2 separate regions of the Homo sapiens genome follow, and region 1 is linked to region 2. Evidence: chromatin contacts called from ENCODE Hi-C data. All regions are on one chromosome and are shown on one strand. Each heading gives the region's core, a stretch centred on a gene start or an enhancer-like site at or near the end of the contact. The rest is flanking DNA. Distances are from core to core; before and after follow the strand shown. Region 1 holds the start of AHCTF1 (AT-hook containing transcription factor 1). Region 2 holds the start of EXO1 (exonuclease 1).

Region 1 (3,988 bases), core at 624-3,123, 5.1 Mb after region 2:
TACCTATGAAAAAGGAGAAGCATAAAAAGAAAACAAAAGTCTCAAAACTGATGTATAACGATCTTTTTTATTTTATTTTAGCAACAGGTTCTCGCTCTGTCACACAGGCTGAGTGCAGCGGCGCGATCCTAGCTCACTGCAACCCTCGAACTCTCAGTTTGAGGCTGAAGCTCAAACGTTCCCCCCGCCTCAGCCTCCCAAGTAGGCGCGCGACTAGAGGCGCCACCAATTCCCGGTTGACATGATGTTTTAAAAATTTTTTCAAGATAATTATTGTTGTTTGCAAACTCGTGACAGCTTGGTAGTATGTTACTGAAGGATCAGGATCCAAAAATCACAGTACAGAGACAACGTAGACTTCCCATAGCGCTTGGCACACTTAAAACATCCCTTCAAGTATTAACCTTAACTGGGCTTGTCATCCCAGGTCAAATCCTCCGAAATAAGTAAACCACTCTAATTTCTTCTCTCCTAAGAGACTCTATCAGTGAAAGCTCACAAAAAAACAGTTTAAAAAAAAAAAAGGGGGGGTCTCGCCATGTTGCTCAGGCTGGTCTCAAACTCCTGGGTTCAAGCGATCCTCCCGCCTCAGCCTCTCAAAGTGCTGGGATTACAGACAGGAGCCACTGCGCCCAGCCAAAGACAGTTCTTAAAATCTACAGGTTCTTTAGGATATTCTGAGAATAAATATCGTTTAGGATTTCCCCAAAGGATTTACGTTTTGTTCTATGAAGAACCCAGTTCTTCCAAAAATTTCTACAACTGACGATTTGGAAATAAAAATAACGCTCATCTCATAAAACTTTGCACACAGATAGTATGAACCTCGTAAGCTTTGAGAACAAAATTTCCCCATCTCTCAAAACAAAACACCCAAACCAAAACAGTCAACCAGTGGCAAAAGAAACCGTCCTGTTTCCCAGGTAGGAAAAAGGAAGGCAAAGCACCCCAAGATGTGCTTTTATTTTAAATCTCCTTGATCTGACCAATCGGGTGAGCTGGAACCTCACGGCTGAGCCCCGAGTCCAACTTCTTCCCCGCCAGGACTACTCACTGTGGCCAGGCCCAAGCGCATGTGGAACACACGCCAACACAGGACAGGCTCAGCACGCCGGCCGCTTCCCTCGGGGAAAGGCCCGCCAACGAGTCCATCGCGTGGGAGAACAGTGGGAAAGGGTCGCGGCCCCGGCCGTCCGTAAAGGGACCCGACTGCCGGCGCAGGACGCGAACCACCAGCGCCGCTCCGCCGCCATGTGCCGCCGCTCCTCCGGTCCGAGATTATGTAACGAAGCCCGGCGCCCGCGAGCCTGCCGTACCCGCCACCGCCACCGCTCGCCCCCTCGAGCCCCATCCGTTGGCCCCGCGCACGCCCGGCCTAGGCCCGGCGCTCGCGGGGCAGAAGCCCCGCCGCCGCCGCCGCCGCCGCCGCCGCCGCCGCGGGTCCAGGCCGCGCGACCCGCCCTCCGCCGCGCGGGCCCAACCCCCTCCCTCCCTTCCCCCTACCTGAACGGGGCGGGTGAGCGCGCCGCCGCGGGCCGAGTCCACCGGGTCGCCAGGCCAGGCGCGAGCTCCTCCCGTGCGGGTCCGTCACAGCATCTCCCGGGAGACGTGGCCGCCACGGGCCGGGCTCACACCCCTCCGCCCGGCTGAAGCCGCTCCTCTGCGCTCCGGCCGCCGCCTGCGACCTCCCCGGCCACCTCAGAGCCACACGCCCCCGAGAGTGCCTTCGCGGGCTGTAGGCCTGCAGACCGCTCAGCGGCTAAAACGCAGTCGCTGCTCCCGCCGCGCTTCTGGGTCCTTCCCCTTGCAACGCTGCCTGCTCGCCTCGGACAGCGCCGGCCCCGCTCTGCGCATTACCCTGCGCCGACAAAACCGAGTTCCACACGCCCCGGAAGGGAGGGAGCAGAGGAAAGGGCGGAGAGGGAGGGGAGAACCGGCGGGAGATCGCGGCTGCAGGGACCAGAGTTCTCGCGATGGTTCCGCGCTCTAGCGCCGGCTCCGCGGGAATTTTCAAACTCTCGGTGAAAGAAGGAGGTGGGAGGGAAAGGGAGGAAAGAGAAGCAGGGCCTGGAAGGGCGGATCATTTACAAAAAAATCGGGTCTCTCCGCCTCCGAGGAGCTGGTGGGGAGAAAGACTACGAGTCCCACAGTGCCTTGCGCGTGAAGCCGCCCTGGCGGCCCCGGCGGCGCGCCCCGTGCGCAGTTGGGAGTGGTAGTCTTCGCTGGGGGTCGCGCCGGGCTCTGCCAGCCGCCTGCTGCGATTGCAGGCGGACTCTCTTGTCACGTAATCGTGTGGCCCTGCCAGCTGGGGGCCGAGTGATAATCTTTCTCCCATAATTGGCAGCTTGCATTCTGTATTTTCTGTTCTGTGCTCCCACTTTTCTTTTTTTCTTTTTCTTTTTTTTGGAGACGGAGTCTTGCTCTGTTGCCCAGGCTGGAGTGCTGTGGCACGATCTTGGCTCACTACAACCTGTGCTCCCGCTTTTCATGCCAAAGGTGGGCTCCCAGACTTCTGGGGAAACGCTTTTTCCACGGTGCTGTTTTTTCTAGCATCCTCCTGTGCTTTCATGGCCAAAAATGCTCGCGCAGCCTAGCCTAATCTTTTTAGTCAAAATTTTACCCCAAATCACTGTTATCTTTTTGGTCACCGCGGGTTTTCATTGTGGAATTTCTTATTTCTTGTTAGTATCTTCCTTTGAAGCAAATCCCAGCGCCAAACATGTTTCAAACAGATAGGGAACGTATCCTTAATACTAAGTAGTAAGTAAAAGGATTATAACATGAGGTAGAGTAGGGATTTTAAGAAGATGCTCTTTTATCAGGAAAGTTTCTACTTTTCTGTTACCTTTCATATGTGCTTTTTAAATTTTTTTATTTTTGAGACAGTGTCTCGCTCTGTCGCCCAGGCTGGAGTGCAGTGGTGTAATCAAGGCTCACAGCAGCCTCGAACTCGTGGGCTCAAATGATCCTCCTACCTCAGCCCTCCAAGTAGCTGGGACTATGGGCATGGACCACCATGCGCCACTACGTCCCATTAATTTTTTTATTTTATTTATTTATTTATTTATTTATTTATTTGAGACGGAGTCTCGCTCTGTCACCAGGCTGGAGTGCAGTGGCACAATCTCGGCTCACTGCAACCTCCGCCTCCCAGGTTCAAGAGGTTCTCCTGTCTCAGCCTCCAGAGTAGCTAGGACTACAGGTGTGCGCCACCATGCCCAGCTGATTTTTGTATTTTTAGTAGAGACAGGGTTTCACCATGTTGGCCAGGATGGTCTTGAACTCTTGACCTCGTGATCCACCTGCCTCAGCCTCCCAAAGTGCTGGGATTATAGGCGTGAGCCACCGCGCCCGGCCTTATTTTTTATTTTTTGTAGAGACTGTCTCACTGTGTTACCCAAGCTGGTCTCTACTCCTGGGCTCAAGAGATCCTCCTGCCTCAGCCTCTCAACGTGCTGGGATTACAGACATGAGCCACCATGCCCAGCCTATTTTTATTTTTGTAGAGACTGTGTCTTGCTGTGTTGCTCAGACTGGAGTGCATGGCTATTCGCAGGCACTATGGCCTCATCAGTGCCACTGCTGCCTCCAACTTCTAGGCTCAAGCTATCCTCCCACCTCAGCTTCCCGAGCAGCTGGGACTACAGGCATGGATATCATGCCTGGCCCATATTCTTTCAGAGATAATGCTGCCTTTTGGAAATGTAATTTTCTTTTTTCTGTAATTTTTGTTTCTTTAGTAACAGCAACCTCCATACATATCATGTTTGTTTGCACAAGGTATTGGACCAAGTTGTGATAGAAACAGTTAAAAAGAGTACTGCTTTTGCAGTAGGAGGTTTGGGGTTCGTTGTCTTAATTATTTTAAAGAGATCTCTTCAAACAGAAACCACCCTCTGTTGGATGTGCTGATTTATGTCACATGCTCCATATTCTACACTTTCTTTGGCACTGTTTTATGCCCAGTTCATGAGTACTGTACCTCTCG
Region 2 (3,971 bases), core at 577-3,076:
AAACAAATATCTAACTTAGGGAAGACATTTGGAAACTGGTAACATTGGAACTGAGTCTTAAGCTGGAAACATATGGGATATACCATTTATTTCAGCATTTAATAACATGCCATCATGATTTGTGACTTAACTGTCTCATAAACATGTGTTTTGTCTACAGAACTAGATCTTAAGTTCCTTGAAGACACAGGACATCTCTTTATGCCTCCATGCCACCTGGAACTGACAGGCACACTTAAGGCAGTAGTAAATTACTGCACACATTGATGCAAATGGTTTTGTCCTCCCAAAGAGTAAAAATATTCTGTTAGTGAAATGTATTGTAACTAGTGTTTTCTTTTCCAATTTTAGTCTTTGAACACTGCAGCCAAGAATACAGTTTGAAACCTTGGGAGTCAAATTCACAGTAAATACATGAGCCGTTCACAGTGCAGCAAACTCTCATGTTAGTTTTATGACAGATCCAGTGACACTGGAATGGACACCTTTTTGATTTTGGGGTTCCTTCCTAAGACCCCCATGTGTGATATATTCATGGTTGGATTCTAGGTACTGAAGCAGTTACTACAGCTGGATAGTCCAATGAGTGTAAGAAGGCTTCTCTACAAACACATGCTGCCCACATCGAAGTTCCTCTTTAATCTACTGCAGTTTGAAATTGTCCCCCACTTTCTCCAAGAGTCCACTCCAAGCTAGTTTAGGGTTAGGTCTACCATAGCCTTTGGAAGAGGGAGGGAAGATAACTTTTCTCATCTCTCCTAGTCCCAGCTCTAAAGACCAGAACCAGGGAGAAAGCAACACAGCTTTTCCAAACACATTCCCCAAATGTGGCACCTTTTCAACAATTTTAGTAACAAATTTAAGGCATCATAGATGCCTTTAAAATTGGCATGATAGATGTTAGAGTGATCATAAAAAGACTTTAAAAGAGGAAAAGATGTAAAGAACGTAATCAAATGGGGAGCATGTTTAACAATGTGCTCACTTCTTCCCCTTCAATTCCTTGAATTGAGTCTGCATTATCATTCCTATTGATCTTTGAGCCCAGAACATTACTTTGTGGTCTGGCCTAAGGTTTCTTCCAATTTTTTAAATTACAATATCCCTAAGAGGACAGCGACGAGGTCTGGGGTGTTATGAGGATTGGAAACCTAGCCACAAGTGACCATGAAAGTCCAAAATGCCTCTAAAGTCTTTGTCTCTAAGGCCCATTTTCAAGGTCTTGTTATATAGCTAATTTTTCCCCGACTTATGTCAAAAATAAACGAAGCTGGGTTCTAGGTAAAATGGTAGGGGCAGATTTTAATCACTACTACTACTGCAATGGGGAAAAGAACCCAGCGTGAACTGAATTCAATTTCGATTTGTAGAGGCAACCGGGCGTTTTAAAGAGAATGAAGGAATTAGGATGGGACTGATGACGCCGAGGGGGACTGAGCAACTTTTTCAGGTTTGAAAAGCCTCAACATCAACGCGCGACGGCGCTCTTTCAACATCAGCCTCCAGAACTGGGGCTGCAGCCAGGAGGGAACTACAACGCCCAGCAGCCCCGGCGGGTGTAAACACTCCCAACTTCCGAGGCGGTGCTCACCATCGGCCATCAGCGCCAGTGCCACTCGCGCCCTCAAGAAGCCGCACGGAGTTCGGGCCGGCAGCAGCGGCTGCAGTCGTATGGCAGTGAGCCGCTGTCTACCCAGCGAGACGGAGAGCTCAGGACGCAACCCTATGAGTTGGAAGCCGCAGGAGGCGGAACCGGGTTGCGGGATACGCGTTGACGTCACATCCTCTGGGCGGGGCCGCAAGGAACCCGCGCAAATTGAAAGGTCAGCCTTTCGCGCGCTGTGTAGGCAAGTTACCCGTGTTCTGCGTTGCCGGCCGTGGGTGCTCTGGCCACAGTGAGTTAGGGGCGTCGGAGCGGGTTTCTCCAACCGCAATCGGCTCCGCTCAAGGGGAGGAGGAGAGTCCCTTCTCGGAAGGTGAGAGGAGCGGGCTGTGCGGAGGCTAATGGGTGGGTTCCCTTGGGGGTCGACCTGCGCGTCACCTCCGACCCTCCTCTCGGGATTCGGGTCTTCCAGGAAGGGAAGGAGAGGGTCTGGCGTGATCTTCCCAACCCAACAGCGGAGCCCTTAGCCTGAGTGGAGTATGTGTTTTGTTCCGAGGGGACGTCTGGCAACCAGAGGTCTGCAGTTCAGTGAACGGAGGGAGATAAGAGAGCAGACGATTCCGGGCTGGAGCAGGCGCCAGGGTTGCCAGACTTACCTCATTTTTCCGCAGAAGCTGGCAGTCCAGGTTTTACATGCAATCTCTCCACCTTTAAATGTTGACAAGTACATTTTCCCATAATATTTTGCAGGCCTAAGGAAACGTGTCGTCTGGAATGGGCTTGGGGGCCACGCCTGCACATCTCCGCGAGACAGAGGGATAAAGTGAAGATGGTGCTGTTATTGTTACCTCGAGTGCCACATGCGACCTCTGAGATATGTACACAGTCATTCTTACTATCGCACTCAGCCATTCTTACTACGCTAAAGAAGAAATAATTATTCGAGGATATTTGCCTGGCCCAGAAGAAACTTATGTAAATTTCATGAACTATTATATCCGTTTTCCTCGGAGTGAGAGAAAACTCTTTTTAGATATCATCTGAGAGGTAAGAGACTGTTTTTCTGAAACTGTGGCTTGAGGACCACCTGCATCCAGATTAACTGCTTTGTTTAAAATTCATTCACAGCAGAACTAGTGAATCCCAGTCACTGAGTGGAGTTGAGAGTCTAAGAACCTCTGAAATTTGAGAACTGCTGGACCAGAGCCTTTAGAGCTCTGATAAGGTGTCAACAGGGTAAAGCTGCCTCCTGATCCTGTACTTTCTTTCTTCCTTTCCTTCCAAACTTAACGTTTGATAGGAGAGATTTGTATTATGAAATGCTAAGCAACTGCTCAGTGCCCATTACTGACTTTTTATTGTAGAGTGGGGGGAGGTCGTTTCATCAGAAAGGGTTGTGACAGTTCCAGAATCTCTGTATAGAAAGGGCTTAGGGGGCTGCAACCGGAATGGAAGGGGGTGGAAAGTTAAAGCATTTGTCTTGAAGCTGTATTTGCATAGCAGACGCAGTTTCACAGTTCTTTAGGGTAGCTTTCAGAGAGGCTGATGGAGTTGCCCCTGGGCGCCACCACTGTTTATTACCAGAATGTTCGTGCTTAGAATAATGCGTTCTAATAGCAGTGAATTTCAGTCCTAAAAAAGTACAGGATCATTTCTGTAATTCTTTTTGAATTTTTCCTTTGTTTTTTAATTGAAATACTTACCTTCCTACAAACTGTTTTGAGTTTCTACTCCTATTTGAATTTGCACGTTGACCCTTATGATTAATGCCCTTTGTAGAGGCAATGCGATGCCATCGCATGCATGGTTTTGTTTGTGCCTGGCTCCTTGAAGCATGTGTCAGGAGTGAAAGTGCAAAAGCACTTTGGAAAGACTAAACAAACAATAAGCAACAGTCAAGTGGCATTAGAGGTAGTATTAGTGATTAATGTAAATTCTACCCTATGGAAATTGTTTGATAGGGAGGAGCCCAGCTAAAATATTAAAGAGCAGTGATTCTTGAATATCTGAACAATTTCTGGCCGGGCGCGGTGGCTCACGCCTGTAATCCCAGCACTTTGGGAGGCCGAGGCGGGCGGATCACGAGTTCAGGAGATCGAGACCATCCTGGCTAACATGGTGAAACCCCGTCTCTACTAAAAATACAAAAAATTAGCCGGGCGCGGTGGCGGGCGCCTGTAGTCCCAGCTACTGGGAAGGCTGAGGCAGGAGAATGGCGTGAACCCGGGAGGCGGAGCTTGCAGTGAGCCGATATAGGCCACTGCAGTCCCTCCTGGGCGAAAGAGCGAGACTCCGTCTCAAAAAAAAAAAAAAACAACAAACCAATTTCTGCATTGGACTCCAAGCTTTCTCTTCATTTGTCTAAGAT

Evidence for each region. Hi-C counts contacts between places; a loop is a spot of excess contacts on that map. Pooled maps may share reads with other maps.
Region 1: a loop to region 2 is called in a map of CD4-positive, alpha-beta T cell, with 19 times the contacts of the local background. The contact joins the promoter of AHCTF1 here to the promoter of EXO1 in region 2. A Hi-C loop is called at or near these places in 2 of 168 maps with a recorded cell type or tissue (CD4-positive, alpha-beta T cell and naive thymus-derived CD4-positive, alpha-beta T cell), 1 of 37 single-sample maps with no recorded cell type and 7 of 50 pooled maps.

Annotation. Positions count from the first base shown.
Region 1 is chr1:246,930,075-246,934,062 of GRCh38, forward strand. AHCTF1 (AT-hook containing transcription factor 1) reads right to left here and starts at 1,874. Exons shown (of 36, transcript NM_001323342.2): 1 at 1,504-1,874. RefSeq lists enhancers at 997-1,086, 2,207-2,256 and a silencer at 1,427-1,526.
Region 2 is chr1:241,846,378-241,850,348 of GRCh38, forward strand. EXO1 (exonuclease 1) reads left to right here and starts at 1,827. Exons shown (of 16, transcript NM_130398.4): 1 at 1,827-1,976; 2 at 2,354-2,650; 3 at 2,735-2,839. RefSeq lists an enhancer at 1,523-1,862.